Regions from separate parts of the Mus musculus genome. Here region 2 is linked to region 1. A link is a loop called in an ENCODE intact Hi-C map of the cell type or tissue named here. Cell type or tissue: gastrocnemius. All regions are shown on one strand. Region 1 overlaps Myo16 (myosin XVI). Region 2 has its middle 10 kb from the start of Gm32485.

What was found. Hi-C counts contacts between places; a loop is a spot of excess contacts. Peaks named below come from ENCODE experiments on the same cell type or tissue, not always from the same donor. Only the 100,000 strongest peaks of a DNase experiment are listed, where the experiment ranks them.
Region 2: a loop joins it to region 1, with 2.1 times the contacts of the local background. A loop is called at or near these places in 11 of 42 quality-filtered maps.

Annotation. Positions count from the first base shown.
Region 1 is chr8:10,571,665-10,576,664 of GRCm38, forward strand. All of the region lies in intron 32 of Myo16 (myosin XVI), which reads left to right. Among named protein-coding and RNA genes, the nearest start is that of Gm32330, 99 kb to the right of the region's middle. In gastrocnemius, a CTCF peak has its summit at 2,620 (motif pointing right); DNase peaks (open chromatin) are centred at 795 and 2,626; H3K27ac peaks cover 313 bases.
Region 2 is chr8:10,825,668-10,830,667 of GRCm38, forward strand. No RefSeq gene overlaps it. Among named protein-coding and RNA genes, the nearest start is that of Gm32485, 10 kb to the left of the region's middle. In gastrocnemius, a CTCF peak has its summit at 2,089 (motif pointing right); DNase peaks (open chromatin) are centred at 593 and 2,088.

The DNA.
Region 1 (5,000 bases):
TTCCTCAGAGGCAGTCACAGGAACTGACTATAGAAGTGGGACCCAGAGCACAGTGTTTTGTGCATTCATCAATTTGCTCATTCTTCAAGGAGTAATACATAAATATTCTAGCTCCCCTGGTTTGATGCAAGAAGGATCGTACATAATAAAATTAGAAAAAAAATGAAAAGAAATTAAAAAAAAAAAAGTAGGCCAAAGCTTAGGACCTCTGACAAGGAGATAAATAACCAGCCATGCCTCGGTGCCTAATGGTTTGTTTAACTAACAATCTCTCCTTAATTATAGGCTATTAGTAAATGAAAGTATACTGGTAAGGAACAACAAAACGTTGTAATTCTACAAGTCATGTTTTATCCCAACAACCAAAATGGACCCTAAAAAGAAAGCATTAAATAAGGTCAAAAATATTATTTGAAGCTAGAACTAAAAGTTCTAGCTAAAAGCTAGAACTAAAAGTCCCACCAAATATGCCTTTCTATAGGTCAGAACTGGGTAGATTCCTCTCTGTCAAAAAGCAGTGAAGTCCATATAAGTCTAGGGAGAGCTTATCACTTAGAAACCTCAAGGAGGTTTCTAGCCTGGGGATATGGCTCAACAGTTAAGGGTGCTTGTTGCTCTTCCAGGGGATATAGGTTCTGTTCCAGCACCCACATCAGGAAGCTCACAGCCAACTGTAACTCCAGCACCAAGGCATCTAGAGCCCTCCCGTAGCCTCTACAGCACAGATGCACACAGACACAAAGCTAAATAACAAAATAGATCTCTGCAAAACAAAGGGAAACCTCAAGGCAGCAGAACAGATGAGGGGCATGGCAGGCCTCCAAGCATGGCCTGTGAACCTGCTCCCTCCCCCAGGTCATATCAACCAGCCAGCATTGCAACTGAAAAGTTGTAGCATATCTATAGCCCCACTTCGAGTTTTCACAAAATACATTCTAATCTGAAAAAGAAAGAAAGGAAGGAAGGAAGGAAGGAAGGAAGGAAGGAAGGAGAGAAAAGAAAAAAAGAAAAGAAAAGAAAAGAAAAGAAAAGAAAAGAAAAGAAAAGAAAAGAAAAGGAAAGAAAAGCTGCTTTGAAGCATTTATGATCACTTCTGTAATATCAGGAATCTTAATGACATGAGCCTCGGCTGTTCCCACCCAGATGCAGGAGTTCCCAACATACACTTAATGGAATTTTCCCAAGCCTGTGAGGGAAATGGGTTTATACGCTTGTGTGACATGCTCCCCTGAGATAGAGCAGGGCGATCTCTGAGACTGTGAAAGGGTTATGGTAAGATAGGGAAGGGAGAGATTTAATGCCCCTGCCGTGTGCTGGAGCAGCTTACATGATTATTAAGGCTTACAGGGTTTCATCCTCAGGAGAGAAAATCCACTTTCTACTGAGGGATCCCCGGGGTTACCATTCATAGTGAATCACAGCTCAGGCTCCCAATCGTCTTCTCTTGAATCTTTATTTTGAAAGACATTTTTATATCTAAAGTCATCTAGTGTGTGGCTAAGTCTCCCTTCTGGCAGGCATCAGTGGTAGCTCCCATTAATACCTGGATGGCTGTGAAGCTTGGAGATTGGCGCGCACGTTTTGCAGAGTGGGCTCACAGGGTTTCTTTTGCTTTTTAGCATGGTGACTTGGAGAGCACTAAACTGTCAGTGAATTTCCCGTTGCAGGTATTTTGAACACAAATGTGTTATGCAATAGTAAGGGAGAAATTGTGTACAGAAGTAAGGTCGGTTCTCTGGTATATAATTCTATCCCAGGACTATTCTGGAGACCTCCTTGTAGGATTTCATGAATAACAGTGTACATTAAAATAGTTCACTTTCTGTTTATCTTTGAGACAGAGTCTCAATTTGTAGCCTAAGCTGACCTCCAACTTATGGCAACCCTCCTGCCTTAGCTTCCAGAGTGGTGGGATTTAACAGGCACAAGTCAACATTCCAGGCTTTAGATTTTTCTTGTGAGCTAAATAATCATGGACATTCTAATAATACAGAACACAGAGTTGGGGGTGGGGAGAGGCACATAGACCTGACTGAAAAGATTAGCCATGTTGGACTAACAGCAGTGGGGGGCTTCAGGCACCATTTTTAACAGCCTGCTGCTCCCACACTCTATTCTGAGTTAACTACTACGAATATGCCCATAATACAGGTGGGGAAACAGAGGCTCAGAGAAAAGATAAGCTTGCCTAGTGTTCCTCTACAAAGCCTGACAGAGCAGTGGGTCTGTCCAGTACAGCTCTTTCCACAATTCTTTCCTTGATGCTGCCTGAGAAAAGACCAGGGGTAGAGGGGTTAAATACATATTTTATTGCTTCCGTGTGACAGTAACAGTCACAGAGCTTGGGTGAGAAAACTCAAGACTGTTGAATATGTACTTTTCGGGTTACAGGTAAACAGTCCTATAAATTCCAGAGACAGAATTAGACCAGTTAAGCCATTGAGGTGAAATATGACCAGATAGTTATTTGCCTTTGCCCTGTAAGAGCTAAAGTTTCAGCTAACTGCCACAGGGTTTTCTTCTGATGATCTGAGAATCACCATGCTAATTATTTCTCGTTGCTTCCTTTGAAAATGTGAGGCCCTTTTCAAATGGCAAAGGAGGCTTGGCCAGGACACCAGGAGGCGCTATTGCTCTGAGTGGTAGTTCCCGGCATGTTTGTCTTTATGGACTCTTAACTGAAAGTCACTGAACAGGATCCCAGGAAGATGGGGTATCCACGGAATACAGCGTGTGGTAGAAGTCTGAGGAGAAAAGTAGAAGGGAGCCAGACAGAGCTAAGATGAGTTTGATTCACAAGTTATTCCCTTAAAACACAACGAAAGCACAACACTCATTTCATTATTCCCTGACCCCGTGAATCCAGAGCGTTCCAGATGTAAACAAGTACTTGGAAATGATTACAGCAGAAGACTACTATAACATGTCTTCCATACAGTAGCTGGGTTGACTACTGTATGGAAGCTCTACCTTCTGTAGAGGCCAAGAGGCACATAGAGGCTTAAATATAGACGGAGGCATAGATATACAGATATTTCCTAGATCCAGAGCCTGGTAGCACTTTCATTTAAGGCTTGCTTAATCCAAGTAGAAATCATCATAAGTTTCTGATATTCTACTCGATTATATAAACATTTCAGATAAAGAATATTTTGAGTTTGGAAGTCTGTATTTTATAAATTAAATCTTACAGAACCGTGTTTTTATTTTCGAATACTGTTTGTTTTAGAAGGGCTTTAAAGTTGGCCTGTGGAAGGTTTTGAGTGTACTGGAGGGAATAGGTTACACAAGTAAGTACCTTGTGGTCTGGGATGCTTTGTCTTTCTTTTCTCACACCACTCCCCATCACTGGGTGAACTGGAAGTGCACGCTGGGGCTCAACCTTTGTTAATATTTATAAATACCTCATGTTTACGTTCTTCAACAGGAAAGGTATATTCTTAAGTGTCTTTACCTCAGACAGTCACTGCACCCAGTCTAGGCCCATAGGGTGCCCACTACCCACAACAAGGCTGATTCTGGAAGCTAGGGTTCACTATTCATTGTATAACCACAGCAGTTTGCATGCCACAAAACAAAACAAAACTAAACTAAACTAAAAACAAAAAACAAACTCCCAACAAGATTCCCCATTCCATCTTGTCTTACGCAGGAAAATAAAGGCAGCGGCGGTATCTTGATTCAACATTTTACAAAGCGTTGATGCTTCTGTGACAGGTACAATGCTGTACCCTAGACACTGCTTAGCAATGAGAAGCAAGATGGCGCCCGCTTCCTGGCTGACCAGCAGGATTGGTGTCTGCTTACTCATGCTCCTTGTCTGCAAGTGCCTACTCTCCACTGGTGGTGTGAAATTTGAAGCGGAAATTCCAATGTTATTGTTGTTTAATCCGATACATTCAAATGAGTTGGCACCACACGGAATTAGTCTGCCTCATGCAAATCTTGACCTCAAATAATAGGAGGCATCTCCCCGGCCTCTTGCCCATGGATAGATCTTGTGCTGTCTTGTCCGTGGCTGCTCTGGTTTCCTTCCACCCAGATGCCGCTCTCTGTGGTGATGTACTTGGGTGTCTGCATGCTCCTTGGTGCCTGTGAAAGGTAGCTCCAAGGCTCATGAATATTTCTAAGGCTGTAGACAGCACACAGTTCACTGCTGTATGAATCTTCTCTATGACCTGCACCCATCCACAGCCTCCCTTCACACAGAAGTTTCCCTCTTAGGCACAGAAAGCATTGTTCCCTTGCATTCTGGAACCATCTTGCATTAACACTACACTTTCCTCAGTGTCCAAATGAGGAAGTCTTTTGGAGAGATGAGATAGGTATCCTCAAAGAAAGCTGGTCGCCACTTACAACTAAGTTCCAAGAGGAACTGGGCAACAGTTCTTCTCTCAACAGACCTGTGGCTGTCCCCATACCCACAGGTATAGTATGTCTCTAACAAGAAGGAGTCCTTTCACTAACTTCATGACTTCCCTGCATCAAACGAAGGTATCTGTACTTGGGAGAGGTGGCTGCGACTTTGAGTGTTTCTAATTCTCCGATGTTTGGAAACCTCATACTTTAGTCAGTTACACTAAGAAATGTTCTTTGGCGTTTTATAAATTGATCAGTAGCCAAATTGACCCATTCAAAGGACAGAGCTCTTTGTCCCCTATAGTATTTGGAAACTTGTTCAATGCCTAGACATTGGTTGTGGTTTGACATTCATCTCACAAATTACCATAGTTTCTCTCTCCAAATACCCAAGAATTCATATAAGCAAATTGTACAGCCAGGCTTGTGTGGACTTGCAGAGTGAATTCCATTACAGTCACTCAGTAACTCAGACTGTAAGCACAGGGCTTGCTACTGAAAATCCAAAACAATAAATGACTAAATCTTCCGTTGCCTGCCTCCTCCCAGGCTGTGTGGGATTCCCACTTCAGAGAGAAAAAAGCAGAGGAATAAACCTCTAATGTGAGGGGGATCCATGGCTGGGCTCAAAGTGTCCCCAG
Region 2 (5,000 bases), 250 kb after region 1:
AGCATTTCACAAGACCCGAGGCAGCCGTGCTGATGTAAGAGGCGCTTTGCTCTCCCTCTCTCTAACAGCATCCAACATGGCATCTCTACAGCTGACGACAGACTGGAAACAGTACAGAGTGTTTCCTTCGAGACAAAAAGAAACGGAAGCACAGAGAAGTTAAATAAGTGCTACCAGGACATTCTGCTTAATGAGTGAAGGCTCCAGAGCAGAGACTAACATTGCCACACCATCCTTCTTTGCACACTTAAAACGCTGGGGGCTTTTGGAAATAGAACTTTCTGGAAGTTCTAAAGCTGTACATTTTTCCCCTCTCTGGACCAAGAGAGACATGTTAAAGAAACTTGAAATACTCATTCCCTTGTTTCCCCTGTGTCCTTTAAAGATTAGCTCTGAATGGATGATTTTAAACACTGAGAGAAAAATCAGCCAATTCCACACATGCCCGGTTATTCTTGGAACTGAATAAACAAAACCATGGAGGGGCCCAGGGGGTGAAGAACAAGTGGTCTTCACACTGAAGCTCACAGCGATCAGTTCCAGCTAATGAATACAGCATCCAGAAAAGGGGTCAACGTTTCCCGTGTTCTATTTCTGATGTCTTTGTGGATGATGAGCTAAGCAAGCCTGGCTGCCATCCTGCAGAGTAGGGAAGATGCTTGGCAGGAACCTAGGGTCTGTGCTAAGCCCAGTAGCTGGGGGCCCTGGATGTGGTATCTCCTCTAGCATTGATCTTCATCGGTCATGGACAAGCTAGTGTGCCCTGGCCTGTCTGTCTCAGATGTGTGACTTAAGAGTGAACACAAGTAGAAGATTTAAGGAAAAATGGATGAGCCGGGCTGTGGTAGCGCATGCCTGTAATTCCAGCACTTGGGAGGCAGAGGCAGGTGGATTTCTGAGTTCAAGGCCAGCCTGGTCTACAGAGTGAGTTCCAGGACAGCCAGAACTGTAGAGAAACCCTGTCTCAAAAAAAACAAAAAACAAAAAACGAAAAGAAAAGATGGGTGTGGGCCCTCCCCCATCCCTTCAGAACGTGGTTCATATCTGTGTCATAAGGTGAGGTCTACACCTGTACCCACAATCCTCTGCTCCAGACTTAACTGTGTCCTGACAGTGGGCAGAGCCATCTAAGGAAGGCTAAGTGTGCCATCCCAGAATTCGGTAAAATGTTGTTAGTTTGACATGGGCCTTCTGTATTTTGTCCCCTTGGATAAGCAAACCTTGAGAATTTAAAAAATACAAGATTGTGAGTTAAGAGGCATCCCATTGCATTAAGCAGAGGTGTTTGAATCAGAGAGTCTAGCTATGAGCTAAGGCCAACACAAGAAACCGTTCTCTTATCAATATGTTGAAGAACTATTTCTGTATCCGAAGTGGTGTGTGCGTGTGTGTGCGCGCGCACGTGTGTGTATGTGTGTGTGTGTGTGTGTGTGTGTGTGTGTGTGTGTGTTTGTGTGTCCAATGCAGAGCAAGTGAACATTTTGCCTTCTGTTGCTGAATCCACGCTGGGAGAGAACTGCTAGGTTCCTTTGAGCATGTGCACACACATTCAACCAAGTTCTTGACAGCATTTATCAGAAATTCATGATTCAAACTATAAATGCGGTGTCTACAATGATAGTTGGCTTTTTCTATGACTGTTAATAAAATGTATTAGTGAACCTTGGGGTGCTGCCAGTGTTGCTCTGCAATCCACCAACCAAGTAGAAAAGGCCAACACCCATAGAACTAGCAGAGAAGGAACATGTTAGAAGTATAAGTATTTCCTCTGCTTATGAGATTGTGAAGACTAAGAGACTGTGCATATGTGTGCAGGCACTCACACATGTGCAGACACCTGCACATGCATGTACACACACACACACACATGCACACATGCACAGACACGTTGCTAGCTCTTCTCAAATATCTTTCTGCTCTATTTTCCGAAAAGTTCACCTTTTAGAAAAATGTCAAATACCCGTTTTATTTCTTCTTTCCAACCCTAGTCCCTCACACAGCTCAGTGTAGATTAAATGCTCTTGGGCACCCACATCTAGCACCGATACTGCCAAGACAGGGCTACAGCATGACCTCAGCAGGGGGCACTGGTGACTAGCCATGGGCTCAGCAGTGCCATGCTGTCACTAGTCACTTGTAATGGTACGAGGACTATGTTGCAGAGGCTGCAGCCTGGAACACCGATGCTACTCAAGCAAGGGGGGAAGATGCATTAGGAAAGTTGCTACCTGTCGTTGCTATAACAAACTACCCCAAACTGTGGTGCTTCAACAACAGAAAGATGCACCTGGAATCCTGGGAGCTACACGTTCCCATCAGAGCCTCAGTGGGCCACACTTCCTCCACATTCTAGAAGTCTGCCATGGCATCCCGATTGTAGACGCAAAGCCAAGCGTTTGAACACCAGGGCTGTGCAGTGCGCACCACACGGCTCTGGGGAGAAGGGGATCCCCTTGTTTAGCCATTTGGTTATTTATAGTCTGTTCCCAGAGTCAGCTTCCTCAAGGAGGAAAATCAACACTATATATTGGGTACCAGAGCAAGAGCATCTTCTGGGTTCTGTTAGTGCAACTGTGCCATGCTGCAACACCATGAAGTAAAACACGGGGGATGAACTGGTCCAGCTCACCCTGTGTCAGCGTGCACACTTTCATCTCCCATGCACAAGTCTCTGTTCTCTAAGTCTGATTCATGCCCACTACATCCCGACAGCCGTCTTTCTGATGAAAACCTCCGTCCCTCCACATCCCTATAACTCCAAGCTGCCTGCATCAGCCACCACGCAGTTAACAGAGCCCAGAGTGACCAAAGCAACCTCGAGTGCTTTTTATGGTAGGTGACTGTGCTCCACTTTCGCATCCAACTAATGATCCTGTCTTTCAATCCCAAACATTTCCAACCCCGGCTACTGAGTGAGCATGTTTCCTGTGCCTCCTCACCCCCCACCCCACCCCCCAACCCCGTGCCTGTTCTCCATGGAAACCACGCCCTCGCCCAGGCACCTGGGCAGCACAGCTCTTTAGACCGCAGATGTCACCCCAAAGCCTAGCATGGGATTTCCAAATCGTACTGGAGGTATCACTATGAAGCCTAGCACCTGCTGGGACCCACGGAGACAGGAATCTATTTCTACCATGTGAAAGTCTCTGGCCTTTTGTTTCCATGTGACATCTGCATTTTAAATCTTTTTTTTCCTTGTCTTCGCATATGTGCCCCAAGAAATGCCTTGATGTACCAGGATCGACTGGGTCTTCAGGCCTGCCCACCTTCCTGCTGGCCAGCGTCCCCTTTGCATTTTTCAGGTATTTGTTTGCAGATTGTTTACCTGTAGCCTTGAGGCCATCGGTCAGAGGTGTGGACTTGGTGATTTACACATCAATGACTTTACCTCTTTGAGTTTTAAACCACTCTTGTTTACAAAATGAGTGGCACTGATGTATTTTCTTGGTTTTCGTTCTTTTCCTTAGCTCTTGGTACTTCCTTTTCTTCCTAAATAGCTCTGTGCTGATCACCTTTCCCTGTGTGCCTCCTACCTGGCTGTTTTGTGTCGTCACTGTTCCCTAAACATGTGAGGCTGATATACGTAAAGTATTTGCCACAATTTACAACATGCCAGCATGATGGAACAAAATTCACATTCCTGGTTCCCTTACTGGTATTTATTAGTGTTGTGTATTCACTGCACATAGTAGCAGGTGTCCTGAACACATTTGCATGTATGCACATCATGTAGGATTAGGCCAAGTAGTCTCTCTTCTTCCCCTCCCCTTCCCACTAGTCTCTCCCTCTCTCTTTCCCAGGCAGTCTTGCTTCCAATTTTATACATAAAGACATATATGAATATATTTTCATAAATAGATATTCATAAATGTATATCTACATACATAATATAGGGCATATTCAAGACACACTGGCCTTTGTGTTTGCTTTTTTAATGTCTTTCTGAAACTCATCACTGCGTGTACTCTTTAAAGATTTATTTTATTTTTAATTATGGGTATGTGTTTGTCTGTGTGTGGTATGTACACATGAGTACAATGACCTTAGAGGCAGGAAGGAGATGACAGATGCCCTGAAGCTGGAGTTACAGGTGACTTGAAGTGGCCCTCTGGAGGAGTGGTGAGTGCTCTTAACTACTGAGACATGCTTCCAGCCCCACTACGGATGTTTTTAAACACTTACGTTTTATGTCTATAAAAATCCAGAATCCTCATAAGAGAGAAAAACATGTGTTGTTTGACTTTCTGGCTCATTTTGCTAAGATGAGGACGGATGATGATGGTGGTGGTGGTGATGATGGTGATGATAAGTTGTCTACCTCATTCCCTTTGTAACTGAGTCAAGCTCCTCTGTGTGTCTCTCTCTCATTAACAAATCTATTCTGCTGATGGACGCCTAGGCAGAGCCACAGCTTAGCTACTGTGCGTGAATGGCACCACAGAGCAAGCACATGTCTGCAGCCATCTCTGTGATAATACACTCCCCTCTTCAAGCCCGGGGGGGGGGGTGCTGTCACACAAAGTGTAGCTTAGAAAATAAGGTACAGATTCTGTCTGCAAAACTAGGCTATCCTGTTAGCCGACATGCAACAGAAAGGTTTGGCGGCAGCCAAGAAAGACAAGGGACACTGGTAGAACCCCCAAGTAGCTTCCCAATGCCTTTAAATACATGCTCCCCTGTGTCTGTGTTTGGAGGGGCCACAACTGCTCCCCCAGGCCTGCCCTGCACCCTCTCTTTCTCTCTGCTTCAGCACACTAACTTTAGATTAGAGTCTCCGACTCACCACATCTGTGTCACCTCAGAACCTTCCCTCCTGCCAAGAAGCTTGCTATCCACTTGGATGGACCCAAACCATCAAACCACACTTGAATGCCAGCTTTTATGTGACTCTCTCCAAGCATGCCACCCTGGTTCTAAAGACAGAACTAGACCCTCACTGGATATGCCAGAAGCTTGTGGTGTACGGGAAGTCCCTGAGAGAACCCTGTGGATTGGCCTTG